Regions from separate parts of the Homo sapiens genome. Here region 2 is linked to region 1. A link is an interaction called in ENCODE POLR2A ChIA-PET data of the cell type or tissue named here. Cell type or tissue: A673. All regions are shown on one strand. Links, peaks and the distances in the headings refer to the core of each region. The heading gives the core; the rest is flanking DNA. Region 1 overlaps LOC105374945 (a long non-coding RNA gene). Region 2 overlaps LOC105374945 (a long non-coding RNA gene).

What was found. ChIA-PET counts read pairs that join two places held together with the same protein. Peaks named below come from ENCODE experiments on the same cell type or tissue, not always from the same donor. Only the 100,000 strongest peaks of a DNase experiment are listed, where the experiment ranks them.
Region 2: POLR2A ChIA-PET joins it to region 1 with 9 read pairs; 2 of 35 experiments call an interaction of 5 or more read pairs at or near these places.

Annotation. Positions count from the first base shown.
Region 1 is chr6:14,876,217-14,891,738 of GRCh38, forward strand. LOC105374945 (a long non-coding RNA gene) reads right to left here. Exons shown (of 5, transcript XR_007059473.1): 3 at 1-54. Among named protein-coding and RNA genes, the nearest start is that of JARID2-DT, 360 kb to the right of the region's middle. RefSeq lists enhancers at 489-989, 770-959, 3,529-4,039, 4,040-4,549, 7,005-7,716. In A673, for the core only: no CTCF peak of the experiment used is centred there; a DNase peak (open chromatin) is centred at 7,895; H3K27ac peaks cover 1,992 bases.
Region 2 is chr6:14,949,685-14,965,206 of GRCh38, forward strand. The region is part of intron 2 of LOC105374945 (a long non-coding RNA gene); the gene reads right to left. Among named protein-coding and RNA genes, the nearest start is that of JARID2-DT, 290 kb to the right of the region's middle. RefSeq lists a silencer at 8,496-8,685. In A673, for the core only: no CTCF peak of the experiment used is centred there; no DNase peak of the experiment used is centred there.

The DNA.
Region 1 (15,522 bases), core at 6,601-9,100:
TTTCTCTTCCTTTTAAAAGCTAATTCCAAATTTTCCTCTCTAGCATCCTATCACCTGAGGAAGCATGAAGACTTCAGGTGGGGGAGGAATTCAGCACCGATCGATTTTCCTTTCCAATTGGTTTTTTTAATGCAATTGATAATAACCAAAGACTTAAAAAGCCAAAAAGAAACTAATTTCAAAATGATCTCATCTTTCCACCTTGAAGACATATCACTTAATTGGAGACTCTCAAACAGAACCACACATCTGTTAACATTCCTGCATTTCCTCTATTGATTACCACAGGTCATTCCATTAATAGGAAATGGGCGAGCCAGGATATCACACTTTAATTTTTATATCATAATAGCTTGAGGATTAAGAGGAGGCCCATTTAGGAAAGGAATCACCCCAGGAAGGGGCAATTAGGAAAAGAGCAAAAAAGAGTTATCTTGCTGACCTTATCTCTATTAATTATGGAAAGTTCTCTCTCTCTCTCTCTCTCTTCAATTTTTATTTTTCTTTTTTTATGGAGATGGGATCTTGCTATGTTGCTCAGCTGGTCTTGAACTCCTGGGCTCAAGCAGTCCTCCTGCCTCAGCCTCCCAAAGTGCTGAGATTATAGGCATGAGCCACCGCACCCAGCTTCTTTCTCTGTCTCCCCCAGTCTCTCTCTCTCTCTCTCTCTCTCTCCCCTCTCAAGAGCTAATAAAACTAGTAAACAGAAAAGCCAAAGAAACTTAGGCTGCTCATGAATATTCATCTGAGGAAGGCTTCTGTCAATAAGGTGCATGGTGGGAGCTGGATTCTTCCCCTCTTCACCTAGGTTGACCAAGGGGGACATGAAGGAGCCCGTGCAAGCTCAGCCTGGGCACCCACCCATGGAAGGACAGCAGCCTCCAGGGCAAGGTCAAGCAGGAGAGGCCCCAGTCAGATTTCGATATTGAGAAGTACAACCATTTTGTGCTGTTTAAAAATACGGATGTGTAAAACCAGAGCGTAGTCATTCTTTGACATGCTGTGTGATTTTCCTACACAAATCAGAGCTTTAAAAGCCTTGGAGGGGATAAATGGAATCACAGGGCGAGTACAACAGGATACGGTGAGTCATTTCAACTTCCTGCTAAACATGAACCCTACAAAAGCTTGATGTGTCTCAGATTTTTTGCTGGGGGTTTTCCTCCTCGATTCAACCTCGGGTTTCTATGGCTTGCTCCTTCCTTCTTTTTATTTCTTTCTATGCATCACATTTGTCCTAGATCCTTCTCGGTCTATAAATAACATCATTGTGTCATGCTGGACACTGGGTTTTAAATGTCAGCATCCTGTGCGCAGCCTTACCCCATGAGATAATATGGTTTTTCTAACTGCATTCCTACAGCACTGAACTAACTGAGGTGTTCAGCTGCTAAAAATTTTCTTAAATGGTGACATTTTCATAACCCCAGGGTTAGGGGATGGGATTAAGTTAATGGATAGAATTTTCTAGAATTTTCTCAATGTTAGGCTTTTCTCCAGTAGACTTTTTTTTTTTTAGGTTTGTAGTTCTTGTGACTTCTTAAACAATGAACAAAAAGAAAAATGAAAAAGGAATGAATGTTTCTCTTGACGCAAAGAGGCAAGAATAGGATTTTTTATATTTCTGAATTAAATTTATTCTGCTTCTGATCCCCACCTGCCTAGCTGGTAGGAAATTCAGTCTCAGTCATTATTGAGGCTTCCTTCCCCCGCCGTGGCATTGTGAGTGCTATGTGGTACCAGGACTTGAATATGTGAGGAGGGAAGGAATGTACCAGGAGGTTGAGCTGTGGGGGCTGCCACTGTGGCCAACAGTCCCTCTCTCTCTGCTTCTGTTGAGCACTGGTTGCCTGGCAAGATCAGCACATCCTACTCTGAAAGAATTCAGGGAGCCCCCATGTAGCCACTGTGTCCACAGATACACCCATGGGACCCCCACCCTAACCCTACAGGCAACCTGCCACAATCCTCAGGAGGCACTTGGCACAAGAGGGACTGTCTGGGAGGAAAAACTTTTCCTCTACCCTCTTAGGTGCGGTGATTGGGGATGTGCAAACTAAACTGGCAAAAGATAGATGAGGACGAGAAAAAAAACAGATTATAATTGTATATGTACACACTGGAATTCACAAAGACTCAAGGAGTCTCAAGGAGGTGGTTAGAATTCAGGGCTTATATGCTACCCTATTAGGGGAAGGGGAGGGGCAGAGGGGCACTTCTGGGAAAACAAATGACTACTTAGAAATGGAGAAGAAATGGCACTTAGGGAAAACAAATGACTTTTTAGAAAGACAAATGTGCCCATAGGAGAATAAAAGGGAAAAATGATCTTTTTGTAACAATATCTGTTTGACTGTGGTACCAATTTCTCATTTCCAAGAAGAGAAGATTAGAATTGCTTCCAAGGAGGGGATTTATAAAAACTGAGTTCTTTTGGGAGGCTCTGCTTTTAGGCAGATAAGAGATTTCATGAACTCAAATGCCTTCAGCTCAAAATAATTTTTTTATGCCACCTTGGCTTATTCTAGACCCCTTCAGGGCCCAGGACCTCCCATGTTTAGAGATCCCAAAGCCAGTCCTGCTCTTAATTTCATGGACTCCCCCACTCCTTACCCACCAACCCAATTCAATTTCTCAACTGTGAACATTTTCTTTCATCCCTTTCCTTTCCCAGAAGGCCCAGTGTAATCCTACTCAAAGGGCCTTTACAACAAATATCAGGTGGAGTTGTCTTCTGGGTACCAACAAGTCATGCTTTGGTCTTATAAGACAAGACTCAGTTTCTCAGGAATGAGGAAGGTGAAAATACAACAGGGAGAACAAAAACACATATCTCAATAAACTGCCTGTCAAAAATATCAATGGAATGACTTAAAAACATGACTGTACTTTGGATATATGTATTTTTCTATTGTAATGTTTCATTGCATGCCCGCACATAACTTTCAGTCTCAATCATTGTTGGGGCTTCTTTCCCACCTCCATGGCATTGTCAGAATTGCTGGTATAATTATTTTACATTTATGGCCAGACACGGTGGCTCACACCTGTAATCCCAGCACTTTGGGAGGCCAAGGTGGGCGGCTCACCTGAGGTCAGGAGTTTGAGACCAGCCCGGCCAACATGGTGAAACCCCATCTCTACTAAAAGTACAAAAATTAGCCGGGCATGGTGATGCATGTCTGTAATCCCAGCTACTCAGGAGGCTGAGGCAGGAGAATCAGGAGGCAGAGGTTACAGTGAGCCAAGATCATGCCACTGCACTCCAGCCTGGGCAAGAGAGTGAGACTCTGTCTCAAAAAAAAAAAAAAAAAAAAAAAAAAATTTTTACATCTGTGATAGTCTGCCAAAAGCACCTGATTTTCAAGTTCTATATCCCCTGAACAAGTTGCAAACTACTGATATTGTATATGTGAAAATAACTTGTGCCCTGCCAAGCACATGGTGGGTGTAGAACAATGGCCTGTGTATTCTGAATAATACCATCTGATTCAATGTGGGGGAGGGAAAAAAGAGAATGAAATGTGTCTTGGGGAAGAGGGGCCACTCGCCAAGAAAAGGTGTGATCATGGCCCCCTTAGAACTGAGATCAGAAGATTTATCAGAGTATAGAAAGATTGCCAGATGAAAAACAAGATGCCCAGTTAAATTTGAATTTCAGAGAAATAATCACATTTTAAAATACAAGTATATATTATATGATATTTGGGACATACTTATACTAAAAAACATTCATGGTTTATCTGGTCAAATCTAACTGAGTATCCTATATTTTCATTTGCTAAATCTGGCAACCCTAATTACAGGGCCCTTCTAAACTATCAGCTTAAACCATTGGTAACATGGATACTGCACCCGACAGCGCCGGATTTGAAAGGGTGCCCTAAAGTAGACACCAAGGTGGGTAGGTCGAATAATGTAGCACATCATGTCAACATTGCTGCTGGCCTCCAGGCCTGCATCGCTTTTCTCTGCCGCAAGCTGGAGCTGGCACTGTTTTGGTAGCAATGGTTGCTGTGCCCTGGGCAGCAGGCAGCAAGGCATCCTGCAGGACCAGGGAGCCCTTGGCTGGGAACATTCTGTTTCCTTCACAGGTTCCTCTTCAGCCTCCAGTCCAAGGCCCAGTCTTGGGCCCCCGCTCTCCTTTCTTCACGCTTTCTCTAAAAGAACATTTTTCCAGGCTCACACTTTCTTTCAATCATCACCTCTAAGCGGATTTAGTCTCCAGGGGCTCAGGCAGCAGCCCCACTGTTGAGCTGCACTTGGGTTCCTCATCATGTTCTTAAACTCAAACAGGCAAAACAAAACTCACAACCCTCCCTCCAGACCAGCAGCCCCTCCTCGTGTCTTTGGGTAGCCCTGGTCTCTATTAGTCCAACCCCTGGTGGCATCTTTGACATCACTTTCTTTCCCTTCCCATAACAAATCAGTCTCCATAGTCTCAGCAGTTTTTGTTGTTATTGTTTATTTTATTTTCATGATATTGGCGCTCAATTACAATGCCCCCAAATCCAGGCTTTCTGTCTCCAAGTCTGTCTTGTTATTGTCATTCCCCTGCTGAAAAGTTTCCATGGCTTCCAGCTTCCTGCAAGGTTAAACAGAAACTTTTTTTCCTGTCTTTCATGGCCCTCCATAATAAAGGCCTGCTCTGCCCAGAAACTTCGGTTCCTACTATTTCCCAACACATTTCCTCTTTCACAGCAAGGCTCCCGACCTCTGTCTCAGGAATCCATCAATCCCATTTCCATCTCCACTGCCCCTTTCCCCATGGAGAATGTTCTTGCCTCCAGCTGTCTAAATCCTGCCCATCCTTTAGAGACAAGGGCAATTTCCTTTTATATTGTGGAGATTTCCTTGTCTAATCCAGCCTGCTGGGATCTCTTTCTACAGCCTTTACCTTACAACAAAGGACTGTAAGGATACAATCATGAAATTTTCTTTGATTAAAAGGATGGAGGAGGCTGCTCCCTTCACCAAGATCCTGACTTTTCTCTCTTTGCACAATATTTTTGGTATCCTTTTGGGGTGGAGCAACTGAGTCAGGAGAAAGATTTTCCAGCTCCACAGGCAGAGTCCCCTCTAGACACAGACTTCCAGTATCTCCCAGCATCTGGTCTCCAAATCGGTGACACACATACTAAGCAAACGGCTTTGAGGAGCTCACTTTTCCCTCCAAAATGAAAACAATGAGAAAAATCTAAATTGTATTGCATTATGATAAAAATGTTCCCCAGTGTTAATTTAATGCATAGGCAGTGCTTATGGTTCTTCTTGACCTTAGTGAAACTTTTTTTTTTTTAAGGCTACTATTGTAGTAGATCTTTGGCACTGGTCAATGCTATGAGTCAACCCTTTGAGGAAGTTGTGGATCTTGGTTTGTGATTTATCCAGTGCTGCCTAGTTAATATCCTGACTTCTCCCAGCTCCCAGCTCTGCTCGTCCAGCGGTTTCCATCAGTTCAGAAACATGAGGCCCCAGGGCAGGACCGCATTCTCTAGTGAATCCATTTCAGATACTATCATTAAAGCCCATCGTGAATAAAGCTATGGTGGGCCTAAATCCAATCTTTGTTTCTGAAATTTGGTAAGGACCATCTTCTTCATAAGAGTTCTAATGCTTTCAAATTTCATAACTATCCAGATGGAACAAATAAAGACATTGATTCTAAATGGCCATTTCCCCTAGATATTGATGGGCTGGGAATAACAAGAATGATTCATGGAATCACATGAAATCAAATTCCATTTGGAAACTGGGTAAGGTAAAAACCGTATATATAAAAAATATATAAGAGGCCAATCACCAGCAATGTAATTTTAATCATATCCTGGGACCTTGCTCTAATTAGCAAGATCATTTCTGTACAACGCAAACTCAGAACAGACCCTTTCCAAGGATGGTCATTGATTGAAGCAACTCTGGGTACAGGGTGGAAGGGAGCAAAGACCAGAGGAAGGAAAGCCAATTAGAAAACTATGGCCAACAGTTCAGGCAAGGTCATGAGGACCTGAAATAAAATGGTGAGAGCAGGAAGAAAAGGACACCCTTAAGAAGCATTAAGTCTGAGTGTGTCTAATGAACTGACCAGTGGCCGGCAGAAGCCATTTGTTTAAGGAGGTGATGCTTGGCAGAAGGAAGTAAGAGAAAGAGAGGAATGCACTTACTCAATGGGGGTGATGTCTGCAAGAAGGTGCTTATTGTGTTTGTACCAGATGTTGGACCCTGACCTGGCCCCATGGATTTATGTCCAAGTTCTGCTGAAACTTGGCTGAAAGAGGAGCTGTGAGACACAGGAGCCCAGACATGCTGCTTTGTGCCCAGTGATGAAATGTAACCCAAAAGAGAGGCGAGCCATGTTCTCCCCTCTCTTGCCCAGGACCGAGGGTGGCTCAGCTCAGGGATGTGGGTGAGGACCAAGGCATTGAGTGGGCCTGGGGAGCAGGAGCTGTCAGGCTTTTGGCAGAAGCCCAAGGGTCATCCCAGGGAACACAAGCAGCAGAGGAACCCAGCAGTGGACCTGGGGGCCAGGGACAGCATAAAGGCACGAGCCAAAGAAAAGAAGCGAGACCCCAGGGACTCACAGCGATAAATGGCTGAGGTTCTGAGTGATGGGGGAGGGGCCGGAACAATGAAATGTGAGTTCTGACAGTGCATTTGACCTCATCTGTACCCACAAGCTGGCATGCCTGGAAGCATTCGTGTTGCAAATAGACACACACCCGTACTTATCACATTACATTACAATCCACAGTTTACATAACTTTCTTCCTCGATACTCTCTGAGCCTCACAAGCATTAAAGACACAGATCATTCATCCTTGTGTCTCAGAATAGAGCACAGGACAGGTAGTAGGTGCTCAGTCAGTGGTGGCCTGTAAATGGATGAAATACCAAGAGGAATCTCATCACCCAGTCCCCCAATACTAAAACAGTGTTACTACGAAACTCCAACATTAGAAACAAAAATCAACAGCATGCTTCCTGTGGAAACCAGGATTCCCAGAATAACACTATGGCCCAGAAGACCCTGGTCTCTTCAGGTACTGCTGGCAAGTTGCTCTATTTCTCCACTCCTGGCAAAACAGAGATGCCTTTGAACTTAATAAAATAGACTTTCGGCCAAAAATAGCAAGCAAAATCAGAGAAGCCAAAAAATTAAAAATAAAACATTATTTTCCTTTCTGTGTGCAGGGGACGGCAGAAGGGGCAGGGAAGCATGTTAATTAGCTATTCTGGTGACCACGTATTTAAGTAACAGCCACACTTAACATATGCGTCCAACCAGCTTCAATTCCATGATCTGAGAGGTGGTGCTCTCCAGAACCGCTTGGGCCAGGAAAAGGTGACTAGAGATTTGATTAAAATGCAGGCCCATGCCGGGCGCGGTGGCTCATGCCTGTAATACCAGCACTTTGGGAGGCCGAGGCAGGTGGATCACTTGGGGTCAGGAGTTTGACACCAGCCTGGCCAACATGTTGAAACCCTGTCTCTACTAAAAATACAAAAATTAGCAGGGCGTGGTGATGGGCACCTGTAATCCCAGCTACTCGGGAGGCTCAGGCAGGAGAACTGCTTGAACCCGGGGGGCGAAGGTTGCAGTGAGCCAAAATAGTGCCACTGCACTCCAGCCAGGCAACAGAGCAAAACTCCATCTCAAAGAAACTAAAATAAAATAAAACGCGGGTCCTAGAGGAAGAGGAAGGAGCTCCGATGGAAGTGCTGCTACAGAAAAGTCACATGGAAGCCCACAGAGCCACCAATTAGATCTGCTGCCCAAACTCCACAAAAGCAAAGTTTGAAGAGACAGTGAGGAGGAAATAGCCCAAAGAGGCCACTCCTTCCTGCAGAGGTCAACCAGCTGCTCTGAATTAAGAACTCTCAAGTCACTGACACAACGCAATATGACACCTTTCCAGCTGATGGAGTGCAGAGCAATTTTAGTGTGGATGCAGAGGCTTCTCCCTGGTGGGGTTGCCCGGCAGGGGTCACAACCCAGAATAATCCCATTAAGTTCCAGCTGCTGCACCCCATCCCCTGTAATTTACGGTCATGTCAGGGCCTTACCCTTACCAGTGCAACCAAATTTAAACCCACTCTTGGTGATGATTCTGCGATTCTGTGTGAGCGCAGCCTGGGGGTAGGAGGAAGGAGGGAGCAGCGGCTTAAAGAGATGCTTTCATTTATGATCCAAGATCTGAGTTGTCCTTCCCCCTACCCTTTTTCTTCTGCCAGAGACACTGATTTTTTTAACTGCTCTGAAAGAGGTCCACACTTTAGAGCTCCATCGTCTTTGGCTCCTCCCACTATTGATGAGAAAGAACAGAATTGACTCCCAGACCCAGGCAGGCAACTTTTCCAGCATTGCGGCCTCAGCCGGCTACCAGGATCGGAGGGAGCTCTTTGTAGGCTCTGGAGAGAATTGTTTTCAAAGCCAAACATAAGGAATATCAATTATAATGTTTAAAAGAATTTCAAAACAAGTGTTTGGCATTCCAGCTTACTTTTCTAGTCTCCACACTTGAGGAAAAAAAAAAATCTTGTATTTCCAAACACTAAATTATGTGGCTTTTGACTTTGAAAATGGCCTGGTGATATTATTTCTTAGGATCTATGTGGTACAGCAAATGGTGTATCTGCCCATCACAACTACTCTAAAAGATTCAAGAGTCGCTCAATATTAAGCTGAGATGAGACAAAGATAAGACATGAAAATAAATTTCAGGTCTAACTGAGACTGGCTTAATAAGACTGATATGGTACAAAAGCATACGAATTTTTCACTCCCCTACTAAGAACATATTTTCCAACACGAATCCTGCCTTCCAGGACAATCCAGCCCAGTCTGAAATAATGCATGTGTAAAAAGGAATGGAATAGGAAACAGAGACAAGTGAAGGTGGCTATAGAAGTTCAGAATACAGGCCGGGGGCAGTGGTTCATGCCTGTAATCCCAGCACTTTGGGAGGCTGAGGTGGGCGTATCACCTGAGGTCAGGAGTTTGAGACCAGCCTGACCAACATGGTGAAACGCTGTCTCTACTAAAAATACAAAAAAATTTTGTGGTGGTAGATGTCTGTAATCCCAGCTACTTGGGAGGCTGAGGTAAGAAAATCGCTTGAACCCAAGAGGCGGAGGTTGCAGTGAGCCGAGATCGCGCCATTGCACTCCAGCCTGGTTGACAAAAGAGAGACTTCGTCTCAAAAAAAAAAAAAAAAAAAAAAAAAAAAAAAATTCAGAAGACAGAAGTGCTTCTGGATGGAGAGAGGGAGATGGACAGGAAGCTGCTCTATTTGCAAGAACAACTGAGAAGCTTCATGGGAAAGGGAAATGGAGCTGTCTATTTGGACACTTACAACTGATGCCTTTATGAAGCTCCTCAGACAGCCGTACGGGGTCAACACACTTAAAGAGCCAGCAGAGCCCTGGATGAGAAACTTCCCGGCCAGCTCCCTCTGGACCACAGCCATCTTCCTAAGAAGGCGGAGATGAGCTAAAAACTGAGTCAGTCGAAGCTCTATCACTGTCCCATTGCAGGCTGTGACCTGGTGTGGGGGAAAGAATTGTAATCCCCACCCACTCACCCTAACCCAGAGCCTGATGGAGAGGAACAGGATAAAAGTCACACAGGTTCCTCATTCATGAGGCCTTCTGGAGGCAGACAGAATCCCAACTATAGTGGCCAGACCAACAGTGTGGGGTCTGTTGTGGGGAGCTGCGGTGGTGCCTCCATTGCCATCACAGCCATTTTCAAACACTAAGCGACTCCCTGTTGGTCCCCACCCAGAGGGAAAGCCCGGCAGGACTAGAGAGATCCAGCAGGGCTGGGGGAGAGTCAGGGGGCTGCTGCGGTTCCTGTGACTGGGACAGTTTGACACAGTGGGACCAGGATGGCTCGGAGAAACTCACTACCCTACTAAGGGCTGTAAGAGGACATGGCATTCAGGCTGGGCCTCAAGGAGGAGAGTGTGAACATCTGGATGAAAGAGAGGCATGCACCCAAAGGTTTCACACAAAGGCATTCAGTGATGAAAATAAAATATAGAAGAAGAAAAGGTGCATTTCCAGGAATGAAAACCGGATAGAGCACAGACCCACATAAGCATGCACATTGTTTTTTGCCTTCTTTCTTGCAACTTTTCCATATCTTATATCAGCTCAGGGACAGAGCCATGAGCTCCCTCCAAATTTTTCCACATCCCAGCTCTCTGTGGTTCATTCATCGTAATGTTTTTTTAAGTCATGATGTGCTTAAGATATTAGGAATGAATGGAGCTGCACTCACCTGCCCCTGCTGACTGCTTGTTACTGCATCTATCCTGCTCATTGTTCTAATTCTACTTATTTTTATTTTTTTGAGAGAGTCTCACTCTGTCTCCCAGGCTGGAGTGCAATAAGGCTCACTGCAACCCCTGCCTCCCAGGTTCAAGTGATTCTCCTGCCTCAGCCTCCTGAGTAGCTGGGATTACAGGTACCCGCCACCATGCCTGGCTAACTTTTTTTTTTTGTATTTTTAGTAGAAATGGGGTTTCGCCATGTTTGCCAGGCTGGGCTCGAACTCCTGACCTCAAGTGATCTGCCCACCTCGATTGTTGTAATTGTAAATTCCCCACCACACACACTCACGTTTCATTTCTCCCTCCTCTGACATTAGTTCGCCTGACTTACGGAAGTCAGGGGACTTATCTCCTGACAAGGCTAGGTGATGACTTAGGAGAAGGAGGATCATGGGTCTCTGGCCTGAAGTAAGAGCTTCCCTCTGGGATAAGGCAGGAGTTGGAGGCTGCAGGTGCGAGGAAGGAAGCCAAGGTCAATGTCACATCTCACTATTCAGAGTGTGGTCTGGGGCCAGCAGCATCGGCATCATCTGGGGGTTTGTTAAAGATGCAGCATCTCAGGCCCAGCTCTAGAGCAACCGAATCAGAATATGCATTTGAAGAACATCCTAGCAAACAGATCTCCAGTCGCATTTGAAGAACATCCTAGCAAACAGATCTCATTGGTATTAGCTAATATCTACGATACTATCTGTATTATCTAACAGATAACCGACAAGCACTGCACATTGAGGTGTCTCTCTACCTATGTCATCTCTTTTAATCCTCAGAACAACCTGACACAGACAGTCTGACCCTCCTTTTTACAGAAAAGCAACCGTGGCTCAGAGAGGTTAACTTATTTGCCCAAGACCACACAGCTACCTTTCAGCAAAACATAGAGTTTAGCTGAATCTGGCTGATTCCAAAGTCACTGTCTTTTCCACCACATATCTGAAGTCCAGTGCTGAGTGGAGAAAAGAAAATTCTAGCAATAAGCCCTCACCACCCAGCAAGTCAGTGATGTCAGTCAGTATCCTGACTGAACAAATGCATGCAGACAGGCAGTTATCTGAATATTTGTCAGCAAGTTACAAGCCCAGTGGGTTGGGAACCCGGAGTGAGGATCCATTTCTGAAGGCCACAGGAGGACTGCCACGAACCAGGCTGCACCCCTGTCCTAGGGCATCTGTAACACTGAGCAGGGACCCCAGGAACAGGCAGACCTGACCAGCCCCACACTGGGAGAAACGCTCCAGACCAGCAGCCAGTTCTGAACCCGATGTAGCGGACAAGTCCGGGGCTGCATGCCAGATGGCAGAGCAACAAATTGCAGTTTCTTTTTTTTTTTTCAGAGGGAGACAGGGTCTTACTATGTTGCCCAGCCTGGTCTTGAATTCCTGGGCTCAAGCAATCATCCCGCCTCAACCTCTCAATGTACTGGGTTTACAGGTGTCAACCACCACACCTGGCCTAAGTTAAAGTTTCTTAAATCCTTCCCACCTAAAATCAAACCTGGGCTTGGGGGAAAGAAGCAGCTGTAAGAAGACCATCCTGAGGACAGGATACTGACTAAAGTCATTGCCTTGCTGGGTAGTGAGGGGTTTGCAATGTCATGAGCAGCTTTTGCTATGTGGTGAGCAACTGTCCCGGCATCTGCCGTCACGGGCTGGGAAGACCAGGTAAGAGTTGACATGCCCTGCTAGAGATGAACCCAAGGTGCTGTGGGCGGCCCCACCCAATATATTCTCCATGGAACCCAAGAGCCTTGTCAAGTTACTGCAAATGCACAGTCTTAGTTTCAAATCAAGGCCCTCCATCCATAACTGCTTGTTTCAAGGGAAGGTCGCTGCCAAACTATTTCTTCATTTCTAATAGGCACCTAGAAAGCAACAGAGGGATGGTAGAAAGCCACATGACAGCCATTTGGCAAAGCTTTTCAGAATTGCTTTTCTATTTTTCTGTTTTGTAGGCTCTGGGGTTCCATTGAGACTTCTACAGTCAAGCAAGGATCCCATTTCTTAACATTTTGCAAGCCTTTTTTACAAATGCCAAAAAACATGCCTAGGGCAGAGCCATGGACTTTCTGAGCTCTGTTTACTAAACCACAGATTGTGACAGCCCCAGAGCTGGTTGTTCCCATCCAATCTGTCCTTCACATTGTTACCAAATCTGGCTTCTTAAATCAGGCCTGTCACCCTGTTGTTCCCTTGCTGAAGGACTTCTATCACTGGTGGGAGCAAGTCCAACCTCGGATTTGCATTGGCACCCCTTCATCAGCAGGCCTGCTTCACCCCTGAAGCTTGGTACGTACTGTCCATCCCCCAGGGCAGGGAGTAGCCAAGCCCAGTTCCTTCGTGCCACTGGGCCTTCCTACCGCAGTTGTTTCTACCAACTGTGCTCCCTTAGGCAGCATGGTGGTGAAACCAAGCCAAGGCCAGAGTCATATGGCAACAGCCCCACAAACTATGTGTCCTCTGCCCAGCTGCAGGTGTCGCACAGAGGTTAGGTGAAGTGGCGTGCTGATAAAAGTTTAATAAGTGGCTCTCCAGGAGAGAAAATGTGTGCATATGTAGATGTAAACACATAGGTTTATTATAAACTTTACTGCTATATGATACACACAATCTGGTAAATTCCATATAGCCAATTGTTTCTTATGTATGCTTTCATTGATTTTTATTTTACTTATTTTTATTTTTAAATATAATAACCAGAGACAGGGTCTCACTATGTTGCCCAGGCTGGTCTCGAACTCCTGCCCCATCCTCCTGCCTCAGCCTCTCAGAGTGCTGTGATTACAGGCATGAGTCACCACACCCAGCAACTTCCATTGATTTTTGACAAACTCTCTTCTCTGTAGCCAACCAGTGTGGCAACTGATGAACAAGTATAGTTCTGGGATGGCTGTTGGTTGCTATTTTCATTTATGTAAACAACAGGAAAGTGAAACAACTAAGATCTGTGTCAGAATTCCACTCATTCGTCAATGATAGGAACAACTCCTTTACAGAATCAGATACAGTTGTCAAAGACTGGAGGAAGATTTTCTCAAATTTTTTTGTGTCATTCACAAAGTAATGGCTATTGATAGGCAGACTTTAAAGTTTTATCTGTATGTTTAATATTATCTCCCTCACTTCCTTAAGTCTAGACCAAGGGTTCCATAAAATTTGACTCTTACGAGCCAGATAGTAAATATTAACTTTGTGAGCTATTCGGTCTCTGTCACAACTACTCAACGGGGCCATTGTAGTGCCAAATCAGCCGTCGACAACAGGAACACAAAAGAGCGTCCCTGCTATGTCCCAATAAAACTTTTTATGAAAGCAAGTGGGGGCCCAGATTTGGCCCACAGGCTGTAGTTCCCAACCCCTTGTCTAGACAACCAATGAGACAATAAATCCAGCCTGATTTGTAGCGTTTGTTTACAAATCAGTTGCTGTGGCTATTTCAAGCTAACAATGCAAAGTCACTGCACGAGGAGTATGGGGAGGTGGTGTTCACCAGCTTGTAGAAATCTAATGTCATATTTCTACTGGTGTGAGTTTCCTAGGGCTGCCATCACAAGGTGCCACAAACCAAGTGCCTCAAACAACAGAAATTCATTGTTCCACGGTTCAGGAGACTGCAAGTCCAAGTTGAAGGTGTGGGCAAGGGGGGCTCCTTCTGTGAGCCCCGAGGGAAAATCTGTTCCCTGTGTCTCTCCCAGCTCCTGATGGTTTGCTGCCGTGTTGGGCGATTCTTGGCTTCTGCTGCATCGCCCCAATCTCTGCCTTCATCTTCACGTGACATCCTCCCTGCGTGCATATTTCTCTGTGCCCAAACTTCCTCTTTTTATAAGGACACCAGTAATATTGGACTAGGGCCCCACCCTAATGACCTCATCTGAACTAATTACATCTTCAACAACCCTCTTTCCAGATAAGGTCACGTTCTGAGATACTGGGGGTTAGGACTTCAACATATGAATTTGTGGAGGGAGGGAACACAAATGAACCCATAAGACCACCGTACAGTGACAATAGTCATAAAGAGCTTCTAGAGCATAGATAATAAAAAATAGTTGGGAGGCCGAGGCGGGAGGATCACGAGGTCAGGAGATCAAGACCATCCTGGCTAACACGGTGAAACCCTGTCTCTACTAAAAATACAAAAAAAAATTAGCCGGGCATGTGGCGGGCATCTGTAGTCCCAGCTACTTGGGAGGCTGAGGCAGGAGAATGGCGTGAACCCAGGAGGCGGAGCTTGCAGTAAGCCGAGATCGCGCCACCACACTACAGCCTGGGTGACAGAGCGAGACTCCATCTCAAAAAACAAAACAAAACAAAACAAATAGCTAAACAGGCTGGGCGCGGTGGCTCATGCCTGTAATCCCAGCACTTTGAGAGGCCAAGGCGGGCGGATCATGAGGTCAGGAGTTTGATACCAGCCTGGCTAACATGGTGAAACGCCGTCTCTACTAAAAATACAAAAATTAGCTGGGTGTGGTGGCAGGTGCCTGTAATTCCAGCTACTCAGGAGGCTGAGGCAGGAGAATTGTTTGAATCCTGGAGGCGGAGGTTGCAGTGAGCTAATATTGTGCCGTTGCGCACCAGCCTGGGTGTCAGGTGAGACTCTGTCTCAAAGAAAAAAAGAAAAGAAAAGAAAGAAACAGCAAAACACCTGGGAAGTGATGACTTTTGAGTATTTATTATATTTACTTTAATCTAATTTATTTAGTTGTAAGTTCACTTATTTAGTTTTATAATTTATTTAGTATAAGTTCATGTAAGACATACATACATATATATTTGTTTGTTTGTTTTTTGAGATGTGGTCTCACTCTGTCACCCAGGCAGGAGTGCAGTGGTGCAGTTTTGGCTCACTGCAACCTCCGCCTCCGCCTCCACGTCCACCTCCCAGGGTCAAGTGATCCTCCCATCTCAGCCTCCCCAGTAGCTAGAACCACAGGCACGTGTCACCAGGCCAGGCTAATTTTTGTATTTTTAGTAGAAACGGAGTTTCATCATGTTGCTCAGGTTCATCTCAAACTCCTGAGCTCAAGTGATCCATCTGCCTCAGCCTCCCAAAGTGCTGGGATTACAAGCATGAGCCACCACACCCAGACTATAGTTTAATTTATAATAATAGGTGTGTTTAACAACTGGCTCACAAAATTCTAATCAACTCTCTTAAGCCAAAATGCGTTGCCTTCAGCACACCCCTG
Region 2 (15,522 bases), core at 7,780-10,279, 75 kb after region 1:
CACGCCCGGCCAAAAGAGAAATTTTAAAAAGAGCTCATGTAGAAGAAAAATGGTGCTGCTCACTGTGAATCTGGGGCATAGCAGTGAGGCGGCAGGGACACTGAGCCCCACAATTCCGCCAGGGCCCTCACCAGTAGGTGAAGCCGGGTACTGGGTTTGGGGGAGTTTGAGCTCTTAGGGGCAATATACAAATTCTGATCTAAACCCTCCCATGTTTATCAAGCACCCATTACATATATTCAGCCAGAACCAGAGCAATGATTGGGTGCAAACCTCATGCTCGCCTCTAAAAATTTCCAATTTGAGGCACTCTGCCTGGTGCAGTTTGGGTTGCTTAGTCTGACCATTCAGGGAACCCCAAAACATCATAACACGGTTTCTTCTGGGATACTAGTTGCTCTGATCATTTCTATGAATGCACAGACTGTCTGCACTGAAAAAGGAATGCAGATTTCTCATTTTCAAGATAATAAAACTGAGGCCCAGATTAGCAAAGAATCTCATTTCTCAAATAAGAAAGCTTCCTACTGAAAGTTGCCTCCTTTATAAATCCTCAAATGAGTAGGTGATATTTGAATGCCAAATGATACCACAAGACAGATTAGCATTGATTTAAATGCTGCTATCTGACAGATCTGGCCATCAATCATAACCTGATGTCTCAGGAGAGTCATCCTTTAGAAAAGGGCTGGGGAACAGCATGACCAGAATTTACAGCTGAACCAACTCTGCCTCGGAGCTGTCCTTTGCGCAACTGCTTGGGCAGCATCAGAATCACCTGAAAGGTTTGCTGGACCCATTCCTGGAGGTCCTAATGGAGTAGGTCTAAGGTGGGGAGTGAGTTTGCATTTCTAACCAGTTTGTGCTGGTGCTACTGTTGATGCTAAAGCTGCAGATGGTCATGGAGCCAGTGCCATATTTTGAGAACTCCATGCTAAAGCAAAGAGGGGGCCTACACATTTAATTTACAGATATTTCAAGAAAACTGGTCATTACAATCATAAGCCACTTATGTGGTGCTCTGGGCTGAACTGTGGGTCTCTCCCCTACTCCCAAAATTCATATGTTGAAGCCCTAACTCCCAGTATCTCCCAATGTGGCTATATTTGGAGCTAGGGTCTTTAAGAAGATAATCAAGTTAAAATGAGGTCAGCAGGGACGGCCCTAATCTTATCTGACTGGTGTCCTTATGAGAAGAGGAGATTAGCACTCAGACTGACACACAGAGAAGACCATGTGAGGACGTGGGAGAAGATGGCACCTGTGAGCTGAGGAGAGAGGCCACAGAAGAAACCCACCAGGCTGACAATTTGATCTCGGACTTCTAGTCTTAAGAACTGTGAAGAAATAAACCTGTTGTTTAAATCACCAGTCTGTGGTTCTTTGTTTTGATAGCCCTTGCAAATAAATACACATGGAGAAGCAAGATGGTGTGAAGAAAAATAGTATCTATTTTGCTAGGAACCAAGAGACGTGGGTTCTAGTCTCAGCCCTGCTGTGAGGCAGATGAGATTTCTCCTCTCCACTTCTCAGACTTCCCACCTCCTCCAGTCAAGGATCTCTCCTGTCAAGTGGGAGTAGTGACCCAAACCCTTTCTGATACACGAGGTTTTTGTGAAGCTCAAACATGAGAACTTATAAGAAAGTGGTTTTGGCCAGGCCCGGTGGCTCACACCCGTAATCCCAGCACTTTGGGAGGCCGAGGCAGGTGGATCACCAGAAGTCAGGAGTTCGAGACCAGCCTGGCTAACATGGTAAAACCCCATCTCTACTAAAAATACAAAAATTAGCCAGGTGTGGTAGTGTGCACCTGTAATCTCAGCTACTAGAGAGGCGGAGGCAGGAGAATTGCTTGAACCCGGGAGGCAGAGGTTGCAGTGAGCCGATATCGCACCACCCCACTCCAGCCTGGGTAACAGAACGAGACTTCATCTCAAAAAAAAAAAAAAGGTTTTTTAAATTGTGAATTTATTTGCTTTTGGTTCTGAACAACTGGAAGATCTGGATAAAATACAAAAATAATCTGTTCAGATGCACTGGGAAGCTATGGAATTCTCCAGAAGCACCAGGATCCAGAAAGAATGGAAGCTCCTGGAGAGAGCCAACACTTCATTTGCTGGTTTTCAAGCAGTTTTGAGCTAGAGGATAAGAATCAGTGCAGAGCTTTTGGCTATCCCTCAGGTCTAGGCAAACAAAAAATGGAGCTGTGGCTGTCAGGGCAACTGAGAGGTGGGGCCAAAATGCCAGAGAGGAGAGAGATGTGGAGAAGGAATCCTGAAGCTCCTCACTGGTTTCCCCTCCAGTCGTTGGTTAATTCCTAAGCTATGTTTAGAAGTTTAGCAAGAAGCTAAGAGGGCTTACCAAAAGCAGCTGAAAAGCTGAGTAAAGCTTTCAAGTCTCAAGGTGATGGGGAGACAAAAAATTGGAGTTTGGGACTGCTATGGTTTGAATGTTTGTCCCTCCAAAACTCATGTGGAAATTTAATCCCCAGTGTGGCAGTATTGAGAGGTGAGGCCTTTAAGAAGTGATTGGGGGCTGGGTGCCATGGCTTTGGCCGGTAATCCCAGCACTTTGGGAGGCCAAGGCGGGTGGATCACTTGAGGTCAGGAGTTCAAGACCAGTCTGGCCAACATGGTGAAACCCTGTCTCTACCAAAAAATACAAAAATTAGCCGGGCATGGTGGCACACGCCTATAACCCCAGCTACTTGGGTGGCTGGGATGGGAGGATTGCTTGAACCCGGAAGGTGGAGGTTGCAGTGAGCCAAGGTTGTACTACTGCCCTTCAGCCTGGGCAACAGAGTGAGACCCTGTCTCCAAATAAAAAATAAAATTAATTAAATTTCTTAAAAAGAGGTGATTGGGTCATGAGGGCTCTGCCTTGAGAAATAAATTAATCCACTCACGGACTAATGGATTAATGGGTGATCATGGGAATGGGACTGGTGGCTTTATAAGAAGAGGAAAAGATACCAGACCTATTGCATTCAGCCCCCTCACCACCTGATGCCCAGCATCTCCTCCAGACTCTGCAGAGTCCCCATAGCAAGAAGGCCCTCACCAGATGTAGCCCCTTTACCTTGGACTTCCCAGCATCCGTAACTATAAAAATGAATTCCTTTTCTTTATAAATTACTCAGTTTCAGATATTCTTTTATAAACAACAGAAAATGGACTAAGACAGGAATCTTTAATTGAATACAATGTATATTTAGGACACTCTGCTTAGAACTTCAGTTAGAGAAATACCAACAGAGGAAAGAGATATTTTACCAAAACAATCATTTAAAAATTTAAGAATCTGCAATCTTCTAAAGCAAAGGTTCTTAAACTGGGGTCTTTAGACTCGTCAAGGTGCCCATAGATAGAATTCAAGGTAGTCAAAAGTAGGGGAAAATATGTTTTTATTTTCACTAGCCTCTAATTCAAATTTAGCATTTTCTTCTATTATGAATGTAGGCAATAAACTACAGTAGTATGATCAGTAACTGTGATTTTTGTCATCAATAAAAATCACCTACGGTTGTTATAGACATCACAAAATATCATTTCTACATACTACTACTTTGAAATTATGGTAAGTATTAGATCTGCCACGAGGTCTTGTTGTTTCAGGCACCAACAGAGAAGCACATATACTACTATATGGCAAATCTGGTCTTTAAAAATATTTTTAAATGCACTTTCATTTAATTAGATTCCTCTGTTATTTAAAATGTTTTATCTTATACACTTGAAGACATTATTCTAAAGAGTCCATGGTATTTTTTGTTTGTTTGTTTGTTTTTCAGACAGAGTCTCACTCTGTCACCCAGGTTGAAGTACAGTGGCGCAATCTCAGCTCACTGCAACTTCTGCCTCCCAGGTTCAAGTGGTTCTCCTGCCTCAGCCTCCCAAGTGGCTGGGATTGCAGGCGTGAGCCACCACACCTGGCTGATTTTTGTATTTTTAGGAGACAGGGTTTCATGTTGGCCAGGCTGGTCTTGAACTCTTGACCTCAGGTGATCCACCCACCTCGGCCTCCCAAATTGCTGGGATTACAGGCGTGACCCACCATGCCTGGCCGTCCACGGTATTTAAATATGTTTTTAAAAATGCTTGGTCAGGCGAGGTGGCAGTTACCTTGGGTCATGCCCTGATTTTCATACATTGCAAATATTGCAATCAGATTCACTGCCACTGAGGGGAGTTAAGGGGAGGATTTGTGCCCATGCTTGGGGTGAAATCAAGGGAATGGCAGCTGCCTACAGAGTCAGGTTTCAGGACAACAAGGAGGGTAGAGCCATGGCGACGGGACAGATGGTGGCTGAGGTGGCTAGTGATAAGCGGGACAGATTTGTGGAACATGTGGGCATTCCCTGGGGATCCCCACTGCGATGTGGGGAAGGGAACCTGGTAGAAGTCTTACTTCCTGCAGTCCAACACAGTGGGGCTCGTGCTGGGATGATCTGGGTTTAAGAAGGAAGTGTGACCTTGTTACGTAGGTCTGAGATGGTTGCCCCTCAGGGCTGGCTACTCTGTAGCATTCTGTCACTTGCCTCTCCCCTCTGCTAGTGCCCACCTTTTGCAGTAAAACTGACATTGCAAAATTGTAACTGAGACAGTGAAAGAGATCTGACCTAACCAACTCCATCTTGCTTCTACCCTCCAAGCTAATAAACAAGGAATGAACCTTGTTTATTCCTGGGCGTAGGCTGAACTAACTTTGGGAGGAACTTAGTTTATAGTTTAAAATAAAGATGGGCTGGGCATGGCATCCCAGCACTTTGGGAGGCCGAGGCGGGTGGATTACTTAAGGTCAGGAGTTCGAGACCAGCCTGGCCAATATGCTGAAACCCCACCTCTACTAAAAATACAAAAATTAGCCGCACGTGGTGGTGTGTGCCTGTAATCTCAGCTACTCAGGAGGCTGAGGCAGGAGAATCGCTTGAATTTGTGGGGTGGAGGTTGCAGTGAGCCAAGATTGCACCACTGCATTCTAGCCTGGGCAGCACAGTGAGACCCTGTATCAAAAACAAACAAACAAACATGGTAACAGCCCTTTCCCGAAACAAGCCTCCTTCTTGCCTGGGGACTAGATTGCCTTTGTAGGACTAACAAAGTAGCCACAAGATTAGAAACAATGGCTTAGGAGTCACGCAGCTGGAGGCTACAAAATTCTGACCCTCCCTAAACTGCTCCTAAAATCAGTGCTTGAGATATTTTGCAGACCCTGCACTTGATGGATCAGCTGGCACAGCTGGCACCACCCAGATGGATAAACTGGCTCACCTGATCTTGTGGCCCCCACCCAGGAACTGACTCAGCGCAAGAGGACAGCTTCAGTTCCCTGTGATTTCATCTCTGACCTGACCAATCAGCACTCCTGGCTCACTGGCTTCTCCCCACCCACCAAGTTGTCCTTAAAAACTCTCATCCCGGAATGCTCGGGGACACTGATTCGAGTAATAATAGAACTCCGGTATTCCGCGCAGCTGGCTCTGTGTGAATTACTCTTTCTCTATTGCAATTCACCTGTCTTGACAAATTGGCTCTATCTAGGCACCAGGCAAGGTGAACCCATTGGGTGGTTACAGGGGGTTGGGAGTCCTCATGGTGGGTATGGCAGTCACTTGACTGGCTTGAAGTCTACCCACTCTGTGTTTTGATTCTGTGTGGTAGCATGTTCTCTGAGATCCTATTAGAGAAGTGGAGAGAGCAGGGAGGGGCAGAGAGGCACAGGTAAGGTGAGAGAGAGAGGTTAAAAAGAAGAGGCTCTAAAGAGGGGCTTTTACATTTTATTATATTATTATATATTATATTTATATATTATATTAATATTATAACTGTAATATTACTGTTATTTTTTATTATTACTATTAATGGCATTATAAGTGCTTTGGTAAAGACTGAATGCATTTGTAAGTCTTATTTTGGTCTGAGCCTGGGTTCTCTCATCTGTAAGTACAGGGACTAAATCAGATCAACCTTTTTCAATCTGTCTGCCTCTCAGTCCTGGCGTTCTGAGGTGTTTCCTGAGGACCTCAAAGGAGGAAGCTCAGCAAGCCTTTAACCAGAGGAATTTCACTTTCCTGACTTTCACAGGAGATTGCATTGTGGTTTTTTTTGTTTTTTTTTTTTTTGTTTTTTTTTGTTTTGTTTTGTTTTGAGATGGAGTCTTGCTCTGTTACCCAGGCTGGAGTGCAGTGGCTGGGTCTCAGCTCACTGCAACCTCCTTCTTCTAGGTTCAAACGATTCTCTCACCTCAACCTCTCAGGTAGCTGGGATTACAGGCATGCACCACCATGCCCAGCTAATTTTTGTATTTTTTTTAGCAGAGACGGGGTTTCATCATGTTGGCTAGGCTGGTCTCGAACTCCTGACCACAGATGATCTGCCCGCCTTGGCCTTTCTTTTTTTTGTTTGCGTTTTTTTTGTTGTTTTGTTTTGTTTTTTGAGACAGAGTCTCGCTCTGTCACCAGGCTGGAGTGCAGTGGCACGATTTCTGCTCACTGCAATCCCTGCCTCCCAGGTTCAAACGATTCTCCTGCCTCAGCCTCTCGAGTAGCTGGGATTACAGGCACGTGCCACCACCCCGGTAATTTTTTTGTACTTTTAGTAGACATGGGGTTTCACCATGTTGGCCAGGATGGGCGCCTTGGCCTTTGTTTTTCTTCTTCCTCCTCCTCCTTCTTCTTTGATAACATATTGGAAGCCTCAAAAAATGTAAGTGGCCTGGACTTCTCTCCATCTTTGCAAGGCCCTGGCATCCTGGATGTATAAAGTGCTACTCCCTCTGGGAAGGATGGCTTTGGGGAGGGATGTAGTGGTGAGACCAGTTATGAGTCTGATGTTGAGGTTCAGGTGTGGGGTGATGGGAATGGACCATGAGGATACTGAAGGCATGAAGAGGGGGCAATTCTGAGAGCCACCCCAAAGCTAGACGGGTGGGTAGGTCTGGGAGGATGCATTTTGGCTGGCTTTCCTTAAATCTAGCATGCTCCTAGGCTGTCTTCCCTGGCCTTGGGTTGATGTGTGTTCATAAAAGGTCAGTTCTTCTCCCATCCCCAAATAACTCATATAATACATTGATACAAATAACATATAGATCCTTAAGTCAAATAGAGATGACTTTTGCATTATTTTATACTGTTATGGTTTAATTTACTCATGTAATACTTGTAAACATGGCTATCAATTTCTGTGTATTTGGAAATTAGGAATTAGTGTCTTATTGAATATAGAGGAGCTTATCTTCATTTATGAGAAAAAAATTTAATTTTTTTGGTGGGGCGATGGAGTCTTATTCTTGTTGCCCAGGCTGGAGTGCAATCGCGTGATATTGGCTCACTGGAACCTCTGCCTCCCGGATTCAAATGGTTTTCCTGTCTCAGCCTCCCCAGTAGCTGAGATTACAGGCATGCACCACCACGCCTGGCTAATTTTGTATTTTTAGTAGAGACAGAGTTTCTCCATGTTGGTCAGGCTGGTCTCACTACTGCCGACCTCAAGTGATCTGCCTGCCTCGGCCTCCCAAAGTGCTGGGGTTACAGGCATGAGCCACCATGCCTGGCCAAAAATTTAATCTTAATACAACTTTTATATCCAGAAACTGAAATAGAGGGACAGTAGTAAAAAGGTATTGCTTTTATTCTATTTTTAGTACATTTTTGGGATCTTTTTTGATCAGTTGATTTTTTCCTGATGTAAATTACACATATGCATATACATATATTTTAGCACTCAAACTGAAGCCAACTCAAGGTACAGCAGAGAAGCTGAAATTTTAGAGCAGATAAGCGCTTTGATTTGAATTGATTGATTAGTTATCCTGATGTTTGAATTAGGTCCGGTTGGTGGGGACAGGGAGGGGTGGTATGATGTTGGAACAGCCCAGTGTATGCCTATCAGTGAGACACTGGTTAGATAACATTCAGGCCAGGTGTGGTGGCTCACACCTGTAATCCCAGCACTTTCTAGGCCATAGGCGGGAGGATTACTTGAGTCCAGGAGTTTGAGACCAGCCATCGCAACATAGTGAGATCTGGTCTCTATTAAAAAAAAAAACCCAAAAATTAAAAAAAAAAAAAAAAAAGTAACATTCTTCAACACAAGGTTTCCCAAACAAGGTAGGTTGAAAATTGGAAACATCTGCTTTTGATAGCTGACGCTTGTCCTGATGGCTATTCAGAGAAGGTGCTTTCCACAAAAGGCATACCGAGGAGGAGGAAAGGGGAAATGAGAGAGGGAAATAGCATTAAAAGTCTAAAGCAAGGGACGTGGCTTAAGCAATTATTCCTAAATTAGGAGCCTAAAACAAAAACCTGATTTTACAACCATCTTCTCTTGATCCTTTAAGCTAACTGATGAATACAACCATTCCTGCTTATTTTGGAGCTTTTGATTCTCTCCTTTTGATGGCATCTGTTTTAAATTATATCTTTATTCAATTTGAATAAGATAAAATTACCTTAAAAACTGATTTTGAGAATTTGAAAAGTTGACCAATTCAGTTTTGACTTAATTTCTTTAAAAGAGGTTCTTAAGCGTTTTTTTTTTTTTTTTTTTTTTTTTTTGTGACAGGGTCTCCCTCTGTTGCATAGGCTGGAGTGCAGTGGCACAATCTCAGCTCACTACAACCTCTGCCTCAGCGGTCCTCCCACCTCAGCCTCTCAAGTGGCTGGGATTATAGGCACGTGCCACCACAACCCAACTAATTTTTTTTTTTTTTTTTTTTTTTGAGACAGAGTTTCACTCTTGTTGCCCAGGCTGGAGTGAAATGGCGCAATCTCGGCTCACCACAACCTCTGCCTCCCGGGTTCAAGTGATTCTCCTGCCTCAGCCTCCTGAGTAGCAGGGATTACAGGCATGCACCACCACACCCAGCTAATTTTGTATTTTTAGTAGAGACAGGGTTTTTCCATGTTGGTCAGGCTGGTCTCAAACTCCTGACCTCATGTGATCCGCCCCTCTCGGCCTCCCAAAGAACTGGGACTACAGGCATGAGCCACCATGCCTGGCGAGGATCAGTTCTCTTTCCCCACCAGAATGTCCAAGCCCAACCTCCTGAAGATTAAGGAAAGCTTTTTCCAGAAAAACACATCTGCAGAAACTTGAAATAAGACAAACTTTAAGGTCATTAGTTCTTGGTGTCTCAAACTTCTCCACTTCTGAAAAGGATCATTGCTTCACCATTGTTTAACTAAAGGCCCTTACAGTTATTTTCTGTAAAACAGTCTGTCCTCAAGGTGAAACAAAGCCCCTACACCAGAGAAATAGAAACAAAATAACACAAAGACATCAAAACAACTAGTTAAACTTCTTTTGCTGTTGTCGTTGCTGTCGTTGTTGTTATTCAGAGACAATGTATCACTCTGTTACCCAGGCTGGAGTGCAGTGGTACAATCATGGCTCACTGCAGCCTCGAACTCCTGGGCTCAAGTGATTCCCCTGCCTCAGTCTCTAGAGTAGCAGTGACTACAGGCACACCCCACCACACCCAGCTAATTTTTGTATTTCTTAAGACACAGGGTCTTATTTAGGTTGGTGCAAAAATAATTGTGGTTTTCACCATTAAAATACTTTGCCATAAAATACTTTGTTGCCTAGGCTGGTCTCAAACTCCTGGCCTCAAGCAATCCTCCTGCCTCCACCTCCCAAAGCACTGGGATTACAGACATGAGCCACTGCACCCAGCTGTAGTTAAACTTTTTAAATGGCATTTCCCCCCTACTTTTAGCCATTGATGTTTCACAAAGTAAACCTTGGCCGATAAGCACATGAAAAGATGTTCAACATCATTAATCATTAGGGAAATGCGAATTGAAACCACAATGAGATAACACCTCATACCCATTAGGAGATCTACCTTCAACAAAAACCAAAACATGAGTGTTGATAAGGATGTGGAGAAACTGGAACCCTTATGCATTGCTGGTAGGAATGTAGGGTGGAATAGCTGCTATGGAAAATCGTATGATGGTTCTTCAAAAAAATTAGACACAGAATTACCATCTGATCCAGCAATTTCACTCCTGGGTATACAGTATACCCAAAGGAATTTAAAGCAGAGACTCAAAGAGATATTTCTACACTCATGTAACTAGCAGAATTATTCACAATGGGCCAGCCGCGGTGCCTCATTCCTGTAATCCCAGCACTTTGGGAGGCCGAGGTGGGCAGATCACCTGAGGTCAGGAGTTTGAGACCAGCCTGGCCAACATGGTGAAACCCCATCTTTACTAAAAATTCTATATTACTGGACGTGGTGGTAGGCACCTGTCATCCCAGCTACTCGGGAGGCTGAGGCAGGAGAATCACTTGAATCCAGGAGGTGGAGGTTGTAGTGAGCTGAGATCACGCCATTGCACTCCAGCCTGGGCAAAAAGAGCGAAACTCTGTATCCAGAAAAAAAAAAAAAAAAGTATTATTCACATTGGCCAAGAGGTAGAAGCACCCCACGTGTCCATGAACAGATGAATAGATTAGCAAACTAAGCTACATCCATACAATGGAATATCAAAAAAAGAAATCCTGGGCTGGGCATGGTGGCTCACGCCTGTAATCACAGCACATTGGGAGGCCAAGACAGGCAGATCATGAGGTCAGGAGATCTAGCATTCTGGCTAACATGGTGAAACTGCGTCTCTACTAAAAATAAAAAATAAAAAAAATTAGCCGGGTGTGCTGGTGGGCGCCTGTTGTCCCAGCTACTCGAGAGGCTGAGGCAGGAGAATCACTGGAACCATGGAGGCGGAGGTTGCAGTGAGCCGAGATGGCGCCACTGCACTCCAGCCTGGGTGACAGAGCGAGTCTCCATCTCAAAAAAAAAAAAAAAAAAAAAAAAAAAAAGTAAATTTTATGTTATGTGTATTTTAAATAAACAAATAGTGGGGGAACTGCCTTGGGGCCCAGTCTTAGCCAGAACACCTCATAGCACACACATCTACACTCTCCATAGTAGGTGAGATTTAAAGAGACCTTAAGTCACTGTATTAGAGAGACTCTGAAGGTATAGAATAGGGGCGAGTTCCAGTTATCTCAGGTAAGGATACATGGGGAAGTGATGAGCACAAGAAACCGTATAAATCTTTGCTGTCCAACAGAACTTTCTGTGAGGACAAACATGTTCTTGGCAATCTTCAATTCTGGGGCCACTCACCAGGCACTGAGCACTTAAAATGTGGCAAATGTGATGGAGGTGTTGCATTTTTCGTTTCATTTTAATTATTTTATTTTATTTCTATTTATTTTATTTTTTTGAGACAGAGTCTCACTCTTGCCAAGACTGGAGTGCAGTGGTGTGATCTCGGCTCACCGCAACCTCCGCCTGCGAGGCTCAAGTGATTCTCCTACCCCGGCCTCCCGAGTAGCTGGGATTACAGGCTCACGCCACTACTGCCCGACCATCATTTTAATTATTTTAAATGGAAGCAGCCACATGTGCCTGGTGTTATCATGTGGGCAGCATAGGGCTGGACAGCCACAGACAGCAGGCCCTGTCTGGAGCATACAGCAGTGCTGTTGGCTCAGCAGCCACACTGGTGGCTGCCCTCCTGGGAGAAGGCACTTACTGCCCCCAGGGCTCTACCATCACGGGGTGACTCCACTCTCCTCTGCTCATGCCTCCAGGAACAAACCACGTCCTAGCTTTCCCTTACTCTTGGCTTTTTCTCTCTTTTGCTCACTGTTGCCTTTGGAAGATCCTTTTGTTTGAATATCATCTATAGCCGGCCCAGCCAGTGTCCCCCAGAATCTATTCAAATATGTCGAAGCACTTAGAAACTCAGCACCTCATAAAGCATCCTCAGTCTCTACAGTGATCCCCCTACCTCAATCTCTAGAGTAGCTGGGACTACTCTAGACTACCTTTTTTTGAGACAAGAGTCTCACCCTGTTGCCGAGGCTGGAGTGCAGTGGCACGATCTCAGCTCACTGGAACCTCCGCCTCCTGTGTTCAAGCGATTCTCCCGCCTCAGCCTCCTGAGTAGCTGGGATTACAGGTGCGTGACACCACACCCAGCTAATTTTTGTATTTTTAGGAGAGACAGAGTTTCACCATGTTGGCCAGGCTGGTCTCAAACTCTGACCCCAAGTGATCCACCCACCTCGGCCTCCCAAAGTGCTGGGATTACAAGTGTGAGCTACCGTGCCTGGCCTGTTTATGTCTTTGGACTGTTCTATTAGAAAGTTTTTTCTAATGAGTGACTCAAACCTTTCGAAAAGGGAGCTCTTGGATAAATGCCTAATAACAACAACAACAAAAAACTGAAGCAAAGTGTTCCATTCTTCTGTCCTTCTCTGCACCTAGAGGTGAGGTTACTCCTGACCTCAGGTGATCCGCCCACCTCGGCCTCCCAAAGTGCTGGGATTACACGCGTGAGCCACCGCTCCCGGCCATGAAAGCTATTTTAAACTTCCAAAGATTATACTGTCCATTGATAATGGGAGCGCCTAAGTGCCCTGGTGTTATGGCCCCAGTCAGCACGCCATCTAAATGCTGAAGATAATAATCTTGCTTCTAATAGGAACCCCTTGAAAAGGAACCCTGTTCAATGCAGTGTTGCATTAAATGGAACGGCTTTTGAATAGGTGAGGCTCTATTTCTTTATGAAGAAAATCTCTCTGTGAAGCACCGTCTCCCTGCAGTGACATATTCTTGTATTCAACCGGATGCTTCACTGGTTTTTTGTGTGTGTAAGCTGAAGCTGAAAATATTTTACTAAATATAAATATCTCTATATAGTTATAGGTGATTTTCTGCCTATTTTCTCCCTTTTATCCATTCCCTCTTTCTTGTCGAGTTCTCACACCTACCATTCAGGGGATATCTTTTCTTTTTTTATAGCTTGTCTAGTTTTCAGTATTTGTCAAAGACCTAGTGTAACCGCTGGACCTTTTGTTTTTGTTTTGTTTTGTTTTTTCTTTGAGACAGAGTCTCGCTCTGTCGCCCAGGCTGGAATGCAGCAGCGCTATCTTGGCTCACTGCAACCTCCGCCTCCTGGGTTCAAGCAGTTCACCTGCCTCAGCCTCCTGAGTAGCTGGGACTACAGGTACCGCCCAGCTAATCTTTTTGTATTTTTAGTAGATACGGGGTTTTGCCATGTTGGCCAGGCTGGTCTTGAACTCCTGACCTCAAGTGATCTGCCGAATTCAGCTTCCCACCACTGGATCTTCTTTTTTTGTGTATGTGAGATGGTGTCTCACTCTGTAGCCCAGGCTGGAGTGCAGTGGCACGATCTCGGCTCATTGCAAGCTCCGCCTCCAGGTTCACACCATTCTCCTGCCTCAGCCTCCCAAGTAGCTGGGAATACATTTGCCTGCCACCATGTCCAACTAATTTTTTTGTATTTTTAGTAGAGATGGGGTTTCACCGTGTTAGCCAGGATGCTCTCGATCTCCTGACCTCGTGATCTGCCCGCCTCGGCCTCCCAAAGTGCTGGGATTACAGGCATGAGCCACCGCACCTGGCCAACCACCGGATGGGGTCCTATCTTCTTAATGGTTTGAGGATCCCTTCAAAAATCTCCAATAATAATAAGCACCATTGGCTGGACATCCTGGGCGCCAGGCAGTAGGTTAAAAATGTGCATTTATATGCTTGATATTATTCCATTTGTAATCGAGATGTATTTGTACATGAAAAGTTGTGTCCAAATCATCAGTTATCAGTCAAATATGTTGGGGCTCAGGAAACAGTACCCCAAAATAGGGTGCTTTGACCTGGAGAACTAAACAAACAGCCTCAAGGTCTCTCTGACCTCCCTCAGCCCTGTTCCTCAATACTCTGCCTCTCTCAAAACACAGAAGGAAGCTTTTCTCTGAAGTTCCCTTATCTACCTAGAAACTAGACCCCCAAAGAGAAACACAATTGCCTTCAACCCCTTCCCTGAAATTTCATTATCCAGAGAAAATTAAAATTAAAATTAAAATTAAAACTTATATCACAGAGCAAGACTCCGTCTCAAAAAAAAAAAAAAAAAAAAAAACTGAAATACTCCACCTAATTTTTTTTTTAATTTAATTTTTTTTTTTTTAGAGACAAGGTCTTCTGTGTCGCCCAGGTTGGTCTCAAACTCCTGGGCTCAAGTGATCTTCCCACCTTGGCCTCCCAAAGTGCTGGGATTACAGGCAAGAGCCACCACACCCATCCAATAAAATGTTAATTCCTAAAATAGAAATAAATTTCAGAATTGTCTTTCGTATGAAAAAAAAAAAAAAGTAGCCATTGAGGGTATCCAAAAACTTCAGTATAAGAGATCAGGCTTGGGGGCCTCCTCCTGACCTCTAAAAATGAGTCCTGGCCGGGCGTGGTGGCTCACACCTGTAATCCCAGCACTTTGAGAGGCCAAGGCGGGCAGATCACAAGGTCAGGAGATCGAGACCATCCTGGCTAACACGGTGAAACCCCGTCTCTACTAGTAATACAAAAAATTAGCCAGGCGTGGTGGCGGGCACCTGTAGTCCCAGCTACTCGGGAGGCTGAGGCAGGAGAATGGCGTGAACCCGGGAGGTGGAGCTTGCAGTGAGCCGAGATCGTGCCACTGCACTCCAGCCTGGGCGACAGAACGAGACTTCATCTCAAAAAAAAAAAAAAAAAAAAAAAATTTGGGAGGCCGAGGCAGGTGGATCACAAGGTCAGGAGATCGAGACCATCCTGGCTAACATGGTGAAACCCCGTCTCTACTAAAAAATACAAAAAATTAGCTGGGCATGGTGGCGGGCACCTGTAGTCCCAGCTACTCGGGAGGCTGAGGCAGGAGAATGGTGTGAACCCAGGAGGCAGAGTTTGCAGTGAACTGAGATCGCGCCACTACACTCCAGCCTAGGCTACAGGAGACTCCGTCTCAAAAAAAAAAAAAAAATAGTCCTAAGGACTCCCAGACACTACTCCAACAGCATGAGAGACTCCTGTTACCACAGCAACTGCCCTATGGCATCACTGTCCATGCCAAAATCCTCCTCCTCGCATCTTCTGAGGGCTTTCGGCCGGGAGTGTGAAAGAGAGCTTCGCGGCAGGGGCAACATCAAGGGTTCCCAATGCCTTTCCTAGAAGTGAAATTCCTTCCCCCGCGCTCATGGACCAAGGTTTCCTAAAGCCTGGGGGATTCCTAAGGCACCTAGAGCTGAGGGAGACTACAGACATAGCTGAGTTTACATACTTGCCTGGCACATTGCAGGGCTTCAGTAAATGTGTATTTATTAAACGTATGCAAGAGCTAAAAGCTCCTTTGCCAATGCCCAATAAATTTTAAAGACAATACAGAAATCTGACTCACACGATGGTTATTGACAGACAGAATATTGGAAAGGCCATAGTGCCGTCATGTGGATCTTTGTAAGGGTTAATGGCTGCTTCTTTGAATCTCAGTGTAGCAGCTGCAGATGACATCAGATTTTCTGCCACATTGGCTTAAATCAACACAATGAATCCATCAAGGGGAAGGCCAAGGCACCATTTGGGGCTTACAAGGAAGGACTGGCCAGAGGTGTTCAAACAAATGAGATTTCCCCTGCTGTATGAGGACATCTAAAATGTGACCAT